3 separate regions of the Homo sapiens genome follow, and all the other regions are linked to region 2. A link is a contact called in ENCODE Hi-C or POLR2A ChIA-PET data. All regions are on one chromosome and are shown on one strand. Each heading gives the region's core, a stretch centred on a gene start or an enhancer-like site at or near the end of the contact. The rest is flanking DNA. Distances are from core to core; before and after follow the strand shown. Region 1 overlaps LOC124905969 (a long non-coding RNA gene). Region 2 holds the start of ID2-AS1 (ID2 antisense RNA 1). Region 3 holds the start of KLF11 (KLF transcription factor 11).

Evidence for each region. A loop is a pair of places that touch in the nucleus more often than their neighbours do. ChIA-PET counts read pairs that join two places held with the same protein, here RNA polymerase II (POLR2A). Pooled maps may share reads with other maps.
Region 1: a map of lower leg skin shows a loop between it and region 2 (22-fold over the local background). The contact joins the enhancer-like site here to the promoter of ID2-AS1 in region 2. A Hi-C loop is called at or near these places in 1 of 168 maps with a recorded cell type or tissue (lower leg skin) and 3 of 50 pooled maps. POLR2A ChIA-PET finds 5 or more read pairs at or near these places in 1 of 52 experiments (activated naive CD4-positive, alpha-beta T cell).
Region 3: a loop to region 2 is called in a map of gastrocnemius medialis, with 12 times the contacts of the local background. The contact joins the promoter of KLF11 here to the promoter of ID2-AS1 in region 2. A Hi-C loop is called at or near these places in 3 of 168 maps with a recorded cell type or tissue (CD8-positive, alpha-beta T cell, ascending aorta and gastrocnemius medialis) and 10 of 50 pooled maps.

The regions. Positions count from the first base shown.
Region 1 is chr2:9,754,697-9,758,657 of GRCh38, forward strand. LOC124905969 (a long non-coding RNA gene) reads left to right here. Exons shown (of 3, transcript XR_007086205.1): 3 at 1-157. It overlaps LOC100996549 (a long non-coding RNA gene), which reads right to left. Exons shown (of 3, transcript XR_241267.4): 3 at 3,894-3,961. Among named protein-coding and RNA genes, the nearest start is that of TAF1B, 87 kb to the right of the region's middle. RefSeq lists enhancers at 2,019-2,541, 2,542-3,064. Within about 2 kb of position 2,140, at least 6 of the 41 ENCODE cell types and tissues checked have a DNase peak (open chromatin) inside an H3K27ac peak, as active enhancers do.
Region 2 is chr2:8,680,176-8,684,085 of GRCh38, forward strand. It overlaps ID2-AS1 (ID2 antisense RNA 1), which reads right to left and starts at 1,688. Exons shown (of 4, transcript NR_110154.1): 1 at 1,652-1,688. It overlaps ID2 (inhibitor of DNA binding 2), which reads left to right and starts at 1,881. Exons shown (of 3, transcript NM_002166.5): 1 at 1,881-2,338; 2 at 2,668-2,731; 3 at 3,510-3,910. The coding sequence starts at 1,991. The coding sequence ends at 2,724. RefSeq lists enhancers at 1,080-1,583, 2,071-2,120.
Region 3 is chr2:10,040,923-10,044,799 of GRCh38, forward strand. It overlaps KLF11 (KLF transcription factor 11), which reads left to right and starts at 2,628. Exons shown (of 4, transcript NM_003597.5): 1 at 2,628-2,836. The coding sequence starts at 2,795. It overlaps KLF11-DT (KLF11 divergent transcript), which reads right to left and starts at 2,479. Exons shown (of 3, transcript NR_135558.1): 1 at 2,388-2,479; 2 at 1,711-2,082; 3 at 631-729. RefSeq lists a promoter at 1,886-2,785 and silencers at 2,472-2,701, 2,992-3,041, 3,162-3,211, 3,252-3,321.

The DNA of each region.
Region 1 (3,961 bases), core at 890-3,389, 1.1 Mb after region 2:
GGCAGATCAGAGTCTGTCTGGAGAGAGAGGGTGGGCAGGGGCAGGAGGGACGGGCGACAGAGGGGCACATGGCTTCAGGGGGCGGTTTCACAGGTGTAGACATGTCAAACTCATCAAATTGTACTGCTTCATTAAATGTCAGTTATACCTGGGTAAAGCTGTAGAAAATATCTTTTTGGAGGCAATAAAGGGTGGATTTACACTGAAAAAAAAAATGCAAGGCAAGTGAGGCACCTGGCACAGGACTGTTCAGTCAATGCCGACTGCTGAACATGTGAGCCCAGTTTCTCGCAACTTCCATTCATTCTTTCCTCCCAGAACATGGAAACGGAGCAAGGGGAGGGACAGGAGCTCTCAGTCCTGCCTTCAGGAGCGCCCAGAGACACGCTTCACAGAACTGGGTCGGGGTGCTAGGGATCCAGGTCAGGAGGGCCTCGCAGATGCCCAGAAGGTTCGGAGGAAGCAGCTGCAGTTTCCGGAATGTGCCAGGCTCCCTGGTGCTTCTGAGCGTCTGCAAGTGTGGCCCCCCTGCCTGAAACACCCCCACCCTCCTGCTGGTCTGGCCACCTCCCAGTCAGCCTTGTCCAGTTACCTTTTCCTGCCTCACTTCCCCACAGAGCGAGTGTGGCTCCTCTCAGCTCTCCCAGCCCCTCACCCTTGAGCCTCTAGTTTGGCAGCTGTCACACGAGCTACAGTCACGACTGGTCTGTCACCCATTGCAGACGGGGCTCCTGGAAGGGTGATGCTACGGCTCCCCCGGCTTCTAGCACGGGGCCCAGCACAGAATGGGAGCTGAGGAAATGTTTGCAGCAAGAGATAAAACTGCTTCACAGTGTGTGTTATGAGTTGAACTGTTTCCCCCAAAAAGATATGTTGAAGTCTTATGACCTGAATTGTGTTTCTCCAAAATCCATATGTTGAAGCCCTAACCCCTGTACCTCAGGATGTGACTGCATTTGGAGAAAGGGCCTTTAAAGAAGTAGTGTAATTAAGTTAAAATGAGGTCATGTGGGTGGGCTGTAATCCCATCTGCCTGGAGTCCTTACGAGAAGGGAAGATATGGACATAGCCATGCCCGGAGGAAAGGCCAGGTGAAGACACGGGGAGGAGACGTTCCTCTGCAAGCCAAGGAGAGAAGCCTCGGAAGAAACCAGCCCTGCGGACCCCTTGGTCGTGGACTTCCAGCTTCCAGAACTGGCAGAAATGCATTTCTATTGTTTAAGCCCCTGGGTCTGCAGTACTTTGTTATAGCAGTCCCGCAAACGAATACAAAGTCCTAACCCCCGGTGCCTCCGAAGGACCCTTATTTGGAACTAGGTCATTGCCGATGTGATAAGTTAAGATGATGTCATACTGGAGTAGGGTGGGCCCTGATCCAATATGAATGTATCCTTATAAAAAGGGGAAATTTTGACACAGACACACACACAGGGAGACCGCCACGTGGACACGAAGGCAGAGATTGAGGTGACGTGTCTAGAAGCCCAGGAATGCCAAAGGTGGCCAGAAAACCACCCAGAGCTGGGGAGGCCTGGAATAGAGTCTCCGTCACAGCCCCAGCAGGAACCATCCCTGCTCACACCTTGATCAGAGACTTTTGGCTTGCAGAACTGCAAGGCAGTGAATTTCTATTGTTTCAAGCCACCTAGTTTGTGGTACTTTGTTAGGGCAGCTCTGGCAAACTAACAGAATATGGGAGATTAAAATATCATCCCACTACAAGTTCATCCCAACAAGGGGTTCTGTCGGCGGCAGCACAAAGCTACCATGAAAACACCTAATTATGAGAAATGAGCTCCCAGACCCCCCTGCCCGTCACTCCCTGCTCTTATCAACTTCTGCCCCCTCCACTCACACGGACAACTGGTTTACCTGTCTGTGTCGCCCCCAAGCCAGCCACCCCCAGAACCATGCTCTGCCCATTGCTGGGCTCAGTAAAAACTCTCACTTGCGGCTAAATCACCCATCCAGAATCATACTCTGCTCCCTGAAATCCCAGACCCAGGCTGCACTGAGCCCTTCCACACGGGTACAAGAGCACATTTAGACCAAATTTCAGCAGGTCCAGGAAGGCCCTGGATGCCAAAGTTGGCACCTTCTGGTGCTTCCCGACATGCCACCCGTGGCTGACTTGCATTCTCTGCCTTGGCTGGTACCTGTCCAGCTGCACACCTGATACGCCCCAGCTCTAAATAAGGAGAGGAACTAAACCCAGCACTGCCCTGTGGCAAGCTGTGGAGAAGGAATGGGAGCGGGTGGAGGCGTACCTTCCTGCTCCATGGACGTGTGGTTAGGAAACACCATTCCCGGCCAGGAGCAGAAGCTGGGCTGGGGTGAGCCGAAGTCTCGGCCAAGACTCCTTGACCTTTAGGGAGTGCCTGAGACGCTACACAGCCAACAAGCTGCTGGGCCAGGGACAGTTGCAGAACCAGGATTGGCCTACTTTAGCCCCCTGCCCAGGGCTTGAATCCCCTCTGCAGTCTCCCTGCTTAGGGGACACCACTGTGTTTGAACACCTCAGCTGATGTGGGACTGCTGGCATCTTTCCTGCCTGGACCTGAGAATGGCTGGCCAAGGCTGAGGCTTGGAGTGGCTCATTCCCTTCCAAACTTGCCCATATCCGTGCAGTGGGCCACAGTTCCTGTCTGGGAGCCCCCCACTCCTGCAGGTCCTCCTCAGCAGCCTTCCCCATGGCTCTGTGTAAAATTTCACCCCCACCCCTTTTTCCTGCCATATTTCTCTTCTTGTCACTTTCCACCCTCTAAGTCCTGTTTGTGCATTTAACTGATAGCTTTTGGTCACCGTCTGTCTCCCCCCGTAGAGAGGCCACCCTGGGAGGGAGGGTTTATTTGGGGGCTCGGGGTTGCTACAGCAGGCACAAAGTCAGCAGCTGTGGCCTGACCGAATAGAAGAGAGGCTGGAGTGTTAAGCGGAGGCGTTTCTGCAGTGGGGCCACAACCACGCAGGGCTGGCTGGAGGGGGCTGGGCGGGGTTCCTACAGGGAGGTGATGGGTCCCGGTAGCTGTGCCGGGTCTCCTGCAGAAGAGGTTGCATTTCAGATCCGTGAGCTTCCCCTCATTCCAAACACTGGCTTCCTCCACTTCTTTTTCCTCCCCTGGGAATAATTGGAAAAATGATTCCTAAGCTGTCAGGAGAAAATAAAGAAACCATAGCGACCGATTCGCAGCCTCTCCTAAATCAGCCAAATGAGAAATAGATTTGGAACCACCTCTGGAGGGGGCGGCTAACATCTCCAGGAAGGCGACAACCATAGATTGTGTTTCAGCAGGCGGGGAGGGGCAAGGCTGGGGGTAAGCTGCCGAAAGCCCGCCTCAGCCACCCGCTGTGCTTCCAGTCCCTTCCCTGGCTCAGGGCTGGCTGGAAAGACAGAGACGTTTCATGCGGGGCTCCGCAGATGGCAGGCGTTCCACACCCATTCCCTCACTTCTCTGGAAATAGCCCCGGGAAGTAGGCAATGTTACTGACTCCGTGTCACAGACCAGGAAATGCAGACCTGCCTTGGCCGCAGAGCTGGTTCATGGGAGGGGGATGGAGCCAGTTCTCACGCTGACATTGGCCTGGTCCCCACAACTGTGCCTTTTCTGTTGTGTCCCCAGAATTTTAACATTCTCCAGCCAGACACAGGCCAAGACCGACAATGCTTCACTTGGTGAAGACCATTTTCTGTTCCTCCAGCAGCCTCCGTGACCTCGGGTGGGCCATTCGGTCAAGTAATCCTGAATTTACCTCCCAGTAACATTGTGTCTTTGAGCCGTCATCAGGCTTCTTTCAGGGTAGACCCACGGGACTGTGTAGAAAAGGGCTTGAAGGAGGAGATTTGTGCCGGAGCCCCTGGTGCTGTCAAAGTCAAATAAAATATACAGACAAATCTCTAAGTTTAAAATGTTTTATTTGGGGAGCAAGAATTTCAGTTTGGGGCATACACACAGACTGGGTGGTC
Region 2 (3,910 bases), core at 438-2,937:
ACACATGCACACAAAGTACATCAAAAGGCTCGAACTGTGGGAGGACTCGGATAGTAAATCACTTCCAGACTTAATATCAGAAGAGATACGGTGCATCCAACGCTGTCAGGGACAGAGTCGCAGGCAGCATTGCCTGGCCTGGGGAAGGCCCTCCGCAAACTTCTGGCTGGACAGGAAACAGTTTACCTCCTTCCTCCAAACTGAGGGGGCTGAATTTCAGGAAGGTGAGCTCCACCTCAGTGCCACCCACTCTGCCTCCCTGGAGAGGCGTCATGGGGCGCATAGCTGTCACGTGACGGTCAGAGACTGCTGGCCCCACCAGCTGAGAAATTAATCATTAATTGAAGGAAAAAACACTGTTTCCCCATTATCGAGCTTTTCTTTCAGCTTCTAGGCCTGCCCCTTCCGCTTTCTGAAATGCAAAGGAGGTAGAGATTGAGGCAGAAAGTAAATAAGATTTGAATATTGCCTTTCCTGGAGTTTTCTAGTTCATTGTTTTCTGGAGCAAATATTTTCAAAAACAAGAAACTGACACACTGTGGTCAAAACAGAATTCTAGATAAGCTACAATTATGTGAAAATTAAGGTATTTAAGTAAATAGCTGCAAACTTTTTAAAACTTAGACTGAAAGAACGAGTTCTTAAAAGATTTTCAGCCAAAAAAAAAAAAAAAAACCTTGAACCCGTATTCAGTACTAGTGCTGAAAAGATTCCAAACCTCATATGACAGAATATTTTTTTTTCCTTAGTGTGAAGATGTCTATCAATGGCTAGGGCCACCTATCTGTCACAAAGCTTTGGAACTCCTCTAGGTGTTGGAATGTGACACCAGAAATCACAATTAGTGCATAATTAATCACATTACTTTGCCACCTACACGGAAGGGCACAGACCGGCAGCCTTTCAAGGGCAGTGTATGTAAATGTAGTTTCAATATGCAAATTCTCCTAATTATTTCCGATTAATACGATCATTATAATAGCCCTGCCTCCTTCTTGAAAAGGAACCCTGAAAGCGCCCTGCCTGTGAGAGCTCCTTAGCGACCGGTGAGGTTGGGCATGGTTTGCAATAAGTACTCATTTTCTTGAGTTTACAGTAATGCCTCCCGCGCTGCTCCGGGTTGCAAAAGCCCACACTAAGCCTGTCGTCGAATGCGTGCGTGGGTGGTTTGTTTGTGTTAACATAACTTTTCCTTATCTGAAGAGACGAACTCACTCTACAAACGTGACTCTTCAGTGACAACCTAATTTGCGTTTTCACTTTCTTCTGAAATGCTTTCTATCTTTCCTCACGCTCTCCCTCCGATGGGTTGCAGTGAACTGTGGCTTCCCCCCTGCGGTGCTGAACTCGCCCGTGTAGCTGTGATTTTAGAGCTGCCGACAGCTCTAAGGTGTGTAGGGCTTGGTCTGGGAACACCCCCAGGGCAAGGGTCCCGCCGCGCGCTTGGAATTAGAATTAAGAATGCATATTTAGGCGCCCAGGGTCTGCCCCCTTCTCCCTCCTCCTTCCCCTCCCCCTTCCCCTCCCCCTTCCCCTCCCCCATCTTCCCTTCTCTTCCTCCTCCCTCCTCCTCTCCCTCCTCCCGCCTCCCTCCTCCCCGCCCCCCGCCCGCCGCTCCCCGCCCCCCGCCCCCCGCCAGCCCCGCACTTACTGTACTGTACTCTATTTACCACCCCAGCTGGGCTCGCGCCCCGCCCACCCCGCGGGGATTGGCTGCGAACGCGGAAGAACCAAGCCCACGCCCCGCGCCCGCGCCCACCAATGGAAGCGCCCGCTCGTCTTGATAGACGTGCCACCTTCCGCCAATGGGGACGAAGGGAAGCTCCAGCGTGTGGCCCCGGCGAGTGCGGATAAAAGCCGCCCCGCCGGGCTCGGGCTTCATTCTGAGCCGAGCCCGGTGCCAAGCGCAGCTAGCTCAGCAGGCGGCAGCGGCGGCCTGAGCTTCAGGGCAGCCAGCTCCCTCCCGGTCTCGCCTTCCCTCGCGGTCAGCATGAAAGCCTTCAGTCCCGTGAGGTCCGTTAGGAAAAACAGCCTGTCGGACCACAGCCTGGGCATCTCCCGGAGCAAAACCCCTGTGGACGACCCGATGAGCCTGCTATACAACATGAACGACTGCTACTCCAAGCTCAAGGAGCTGGTGCCCAGCATCCCCCAGAACAAGAAGGTGAGCAAGATGGAAATCCTGCAGCACGTCATCGACTACATCTTGGACCTGCAGATCGCCCTGGACTCGCATCCCACTATTGTCAGCCTGCATCACCAGAGACCCGGGCAGAACCAGGCGTCCAGGACGCCGCTGACCACCCTCAACACGGATATCAGCATCCTGTCCTTGCAGGTAAGACCTGCTCCGGGGTCCCCGCCCCGCCGCCGCACACTCCCGCGGTCGTCTGGGCTGTCACTAGGAGATCCGTAGCCCAGACGGTGACTTTCGTATGAGCTATTTAACTTTATTTTCTTCAGAATCTGCTGTAGATTGAGCTGTGCGTGAAATTGCTAGTAAGTTCTGACATGTTAATGCGTCTGTCTTTAAATCTGAATTGTTACCATAAACGTGTTTAATGGAACTTGCTGGTCTGTGGACTACAAAAAAAAAAAAAAAAAAAAAAAAACCCTTTCTACTTAACATTGTCTTAACCTCGTACTCTTTATCCTCTTTCTTTCCAGGCTTCTGAATTCCCTTCTGAGTTAATGTCAAATGACAGCAAAGCACTGTGTGGCTGAATAAGCGGTGAGTGTTTGCTTGTGCCACCCGTGGGTAAACTGCCCCTCGGTGTGTGTGCGCGCGCGCGCATGTGTTTTTGCTTGTGTATCTATAAAATGTCTGATTTGGTAAATGCATGCTTACTTCGCGGTGTTACCCGTACTACATTGTCTCACTAGACATGAAGGAGCTTGTAGCTTTGGGTGCTCGAGATCACAGAACATTTTCCTTTAAAAGGAAATGATGCCAATAACTTACTACGAAGGCGGCCGAGGAACGTGTGTATTGGCTTTGTAGCAAATGTAATGCCCTGGATCTTCCTACGAGTCCTCTGGTACTATGAGGTACTAACCTCCACTGTAATTAATCTTACCGCCACAAATTCCATAGTGATCCTCCTTCCCTAAAACTATAGTCCTCTGGGATTCTCTGGGCTAGTTGAGGATTGCTACCCTGTGCCTTCAACCCTGTGATGTGGGATCCCAGACTTCCCTATCTGTTAACTAAAGGGCTGTTTTCAATCAAATAATTGTTACGAGAAGCAGACTGGCGCCTGTAGCACTGCTGTTGGAGATCCAAATAGGAGATTGGGTTGGGAAGTTTTTCCCTTGAGTCTCTGCTATTTTAATGTTTAATTTGCGCTGTCGAGGCGAGTGTGTGTGTTGCATCTGGACGCCAGGGTTTGCCCAATCTTTGAGTGTTTGGTTAAATGTTCAAACTGTGGCTTCCTCCCGGCGCCAGTCGCCCGCCTCTGCCCTTAGGTTACATTCTCTTAAACATGCCTTTCTCCCCCACTCTTTCGCAGGTGTTCATGATTTCTTTTATTCTTTGCACAACAACAACAACAACAAATTCACGGAATCTTTTAAGTGCTGAACTTATTTTTCAACCATTTCACAAGGAGGACAAGTTGAATGGACCTTTTTAAAAAGAAAAAAAAAATGGAAGGAAAACTAAGAATGATCATCTTCCCAGGGTGTTCTCTTACTTGGACTGTGATATTCGTTATTTATGAAAAAGACTTTTAAATGCCCTTTCTGCAGTTGGAAGGTTTTCTTTATATACTATTCCCACCATGGGGAGCGAAAACGTTAAAATCACAAGGAATTGCCCAATCTAAGCAGACTTTGCCTTTTTTCAAAGGTGGAGCGTGAATACCAGAAGGATCCAGTATTCAGTCACTTAAATGAAGTCTTTTGGTCAGAA
Region 3 (3,877 bases), core at 1,378-3,877, 1.4 Mb after region 2:
GTGAGGTGAGGGCAGATTGTAGGGCGTCTGGCTGGAGGGAGGGAGACCTGTTGGGAGGCAGTGGCAACAATTCAGGTGAGCAGGTGGTGGCCAGGACAAGGGCTGGCGTGGGTGACATAAGAGTTTGAGAGGAACTGAGAAGGAAGAAGGGCATGTAATTGGCGGAAGACAGCAACTGTGCGAAAGGGAGGAGGTAAAGGTGACGCTCAGGTTTCTAGATCAAGGAACAGGGTCTCCAGTTGTACCCTTCACGGAGGTGAGAAATCCAGATTTGGCTGGAATCCGAGTTCAGTTTTTTGTTTGTTTTTTTGAGACTGAGTCTCTGACGCCCAGGCTGGAGTGCAGTGGTGCGATCTCGGCTCACTGCAATCTCTGCCTCCTGGGTTCAAGCGATTCTCCTGCCTTAGTCTCCTGAGTAGCTGGGATTACAGGCGCCTGCCACCGTGCCAGGCTAATTTTTGTATTTTTAGAAGAGACGGGGTTTCATCATGTTGGCCGGGCTGGTCTTCAACTCCTGACCTCAGGTGATCCGCCCGCCTCGGCCTCCCAAAGTGCTGGGATTACAGGCGTGAGCCACCGCGCCCGGCCCTGAGTTCAGTTTTTTTAAGGACACAATTAGAGGTGCTCACGGGATGTTCAAGCAGGGAGGCTGGTGGATACCTTCGATTCGCTCGTTCACCTACGTGGACTTATTAAACAGCCAGGCTCCCTGGCCTTGGGAGAGTCCTTCTGGTGGGGAGACAGATGATAAATAACTGAAGTAATGGAAAAGGGGCAGTTCAAGAAAAGTGTTGTGGAGGAAGAAAACAAGAAAGCCCGCCAGAAGGGGACTGGAGGTCGGCCCCGAGGGTGTGTCCGCTAGAGGGGGCCTCTCCAGGTGGACTGCGGGTGAGAGTAAAGGGGGCATGTGGGGGAAAAGCATTCTAGGGAACAGCAAGTGCGAGGACCTGGAGACGGCAGAGGGGCTGGTGGGACAGGCGCCCAAGAGGAGGCCCAGGCTGTCCCTCCGGGGCGTGGGGAGAGGCATGGGGCTGGGTCCCTGCAGGAGCTCACAAGCCACAGTGGGGAGCAGAAGCGTTACGCTGAGTACAGTGGGAGCCACTGAAAGGGTTAAAGACCCCTGGGGGTGCTGAGTGGGAAGAGGCTCTGGGAGCTGGAGTGGACGCAGGGAGACCAGTTATAAGGCGAATGCAGGAGTCCAGGCAAAAGAGAATATTCCAGTGTGTATCTTAAGACTTAACTTTTTACACACAGAACACCCTGCGCCCCTCTCAGAGCCTCCGGGGTCTTCATGCGAGCAGTTTATCACGGTTCTTTCGTCTTAAACCCTCTTACTATTTCAGCAAACACCCTCTCCTCAGCCTGGTCAACCCCTCTGCCCAACCCGAGTGGGCCCCGAAGGAACAAGTGGGGACCAGAGTCCTGCTCATGTGAGTGGTGGGGCCCAGCCCGTTCCCCTAAGACCAGAATTCTCTCGCTCAGAGCAAAGCCCCGGGGTGCCGGGATTCTCTCTCTGCTCCCGCTCCCTGGATGGAGCTTTTAAAAAAGGAGGATTCCTCACTGCGGCCTCTGCCCCTTGCACTGAGCGCCAACCCGCATCACAGCTCAGCAAAGGCGCGCGCAGTGAACAGACGGAGGAGGGGTGGCTCCTCGCTGAGCTGAAGGCTGCGGCGACGAAAATAAACAGCATGGTTCCTGCTCTCCACGAACCTGGCGCTGCAGACGTGGGCAAACCACACCAAGAGACGCGAGCAACCGAAATATAGGGAGAAAAAAAAAGGTGCCCTGGACAGCGGGCTAGATGTCTCCTGCAGGCTCGAGGACTTCCCGGAGGGGGCGGCGTTTTCTCGGGGCCTGGGAAGAATGGGCGGGTTTCAGCGGGCGCCTTCTGGGTGACTGCCCGTTTCGGCTTCCCCTGACCCCGTAACAGAGCGGAAGAGGCCCAGAGACGCCAGAGGAGGGGCGTCAGCGGGACACTCAGGCCAATAAGCTCTGACTCCCGCTGTCTGCAAAAATGACCGGATGCAGGAATGTCACCTAGAACCGGCCAGCTTTCCGACCTCTCCGGTCAAGGACGCATTCCTAAGAGACGAAGGGAGAATGACAGAAGTTAAAAACAACCAAACAAAAGCCAGGTTGAGGCCTCTAGGTGGGTCTCCGCTACCGATGGATTCAGCCGGTGGGGCTGCAGGAGGTTCCTATAAGCGTGGTCCCCTCTCCCCGCACCGAGTCCGGCCCCGGCCCTGGGATTTCCCCAGCCGCCGCCCCGCCCCCTCCGCCCCGCCGCCCCCGCCGCCCCGCCGCCCCCTCCGCCCCCGCCGCCCCCTCCGCCCCCGCCGCCCCCTCCGCCCCGCTTGCCCCTGGCGCCGCTGCGACCTTTCCCTTACTTTCCAGGGCCTCAGGCCCCGCCCCTCGCTCCGACCAAAACACGTGCCGCGTCCCGCCCTGCCCGATCACGCCGCGGCCAGGCTCCGATCACGCGGCCCCCCGCGGCGCTCATTGGCCGGCCGGGCACGAATTGGCTGGTGGTGGCCGGCCCCGCCCCGGCAGGGGCGCGGTGTATTTTGGTTCGCCTCCGCGCCCCGCCCCGCCAGCCGCTCCCTCCGCGGCCGCCCCGCCCCTCCCGCGCCGCGAGGGCCGCGCCGGGGCAGAGCCGCGCGGGCGGGCGAGGCGCGTGCCGGCCGCAGGAGCTCCGGGTTGCCGCCGCCGCCGCCGCCCGCAGCCCACGTGCGGCCGCTGCTGCGCCCGAGCTCACGCCCCGCGGCCGCTTTGTTGCTCCCGGCCGGCCTGCACGATGCACACGCCGGACTTCGCAGGCCCAGACGACGCGCGCGCAGTGAGTGGTGGGGCTGCCGCGGCGGGACTACTCGTCTGAGCGAGGGGCGAGGCGGGGGAAGTGGTGCGGCACTCGCGCGCCTGTAAATGCGGGAGGTGGGGCGTGCAGGGCTTCGCTGCGGCCGCGCCGGTAGGGGCCTGGGCGGGCTCCGGAGCCGGGCGGGGCGGCGGCCGCGACGGGCGCGCCCGGGTCGGCGGGGGCGAGGAGGGGGCGTGTTCCCCGCGCAGCTTTGTCTTGCGCTTCCTGGGCGGCCCCGCCCCGCTGGCCCCGCGGCTATTTCCAGCCATGACGTCACCCCGGTCCTGTGAGCCGGACGGCCGTTGGGCGGGGGAGCGGCTGGCGGGAACGCGGCACGCGGCCTTGGGGGCGGGGCAAGAGCTGCTGGCGGGAACGCGGCACGGTTTTGGGGGCGGGGCACGCGGCCGTCGGGCGGGTTAAGAGCGGCTAGCGGTAGTGCCGCTCGGGCCTGGGGGCGGGCAAGGTCTAGGGGCCGGGGCAACGACGGGAGGCGGGAGCGCCGCACTGCCTTGGAGGCGGGGCAACGCTTGGAGGCGGGAACGCGGCACGCGAGCGTTGGGGGCCCTAAGCGTCGCGACCTGGGGGCTTCGGGGAGGTAGCCGTGGACGTGGGCAGAGCGCGGGCCTCGTGGTGTGCGGGCACTGTGGGCCGGGCGAGCCCCTTCCCGCCCGTGTGGTGAGTCGGCCTCGGCGCCCGGTTCTGTGACATCACAGGGGGTTTAGTGGCGCAGCCTGCGGGACAGAGGCCGGGGATTTGAGGTGGCCTCGTCTTGTTTGATCTCGGGGAACCTCGGCAGACGGAAAGCTTTGATGCTTTGGTGCATGGCAGATAGAGAGGAAACGTGTATCTTCGTACATTTAAAGTTTCCTTTCCTTTTTTTTTTTTTTGATAGGGAGTCTCGCTCTATCGCCCAGGCCGGAGTGCAGTGGGCGCGCGATCTCGGCCCACTGTAACCTCCCTGGGAGGGAGGGGTATTACTCTTCTCAGAGTAATATCACCCTCTCGCCCCCGGCTTAGTTTTCT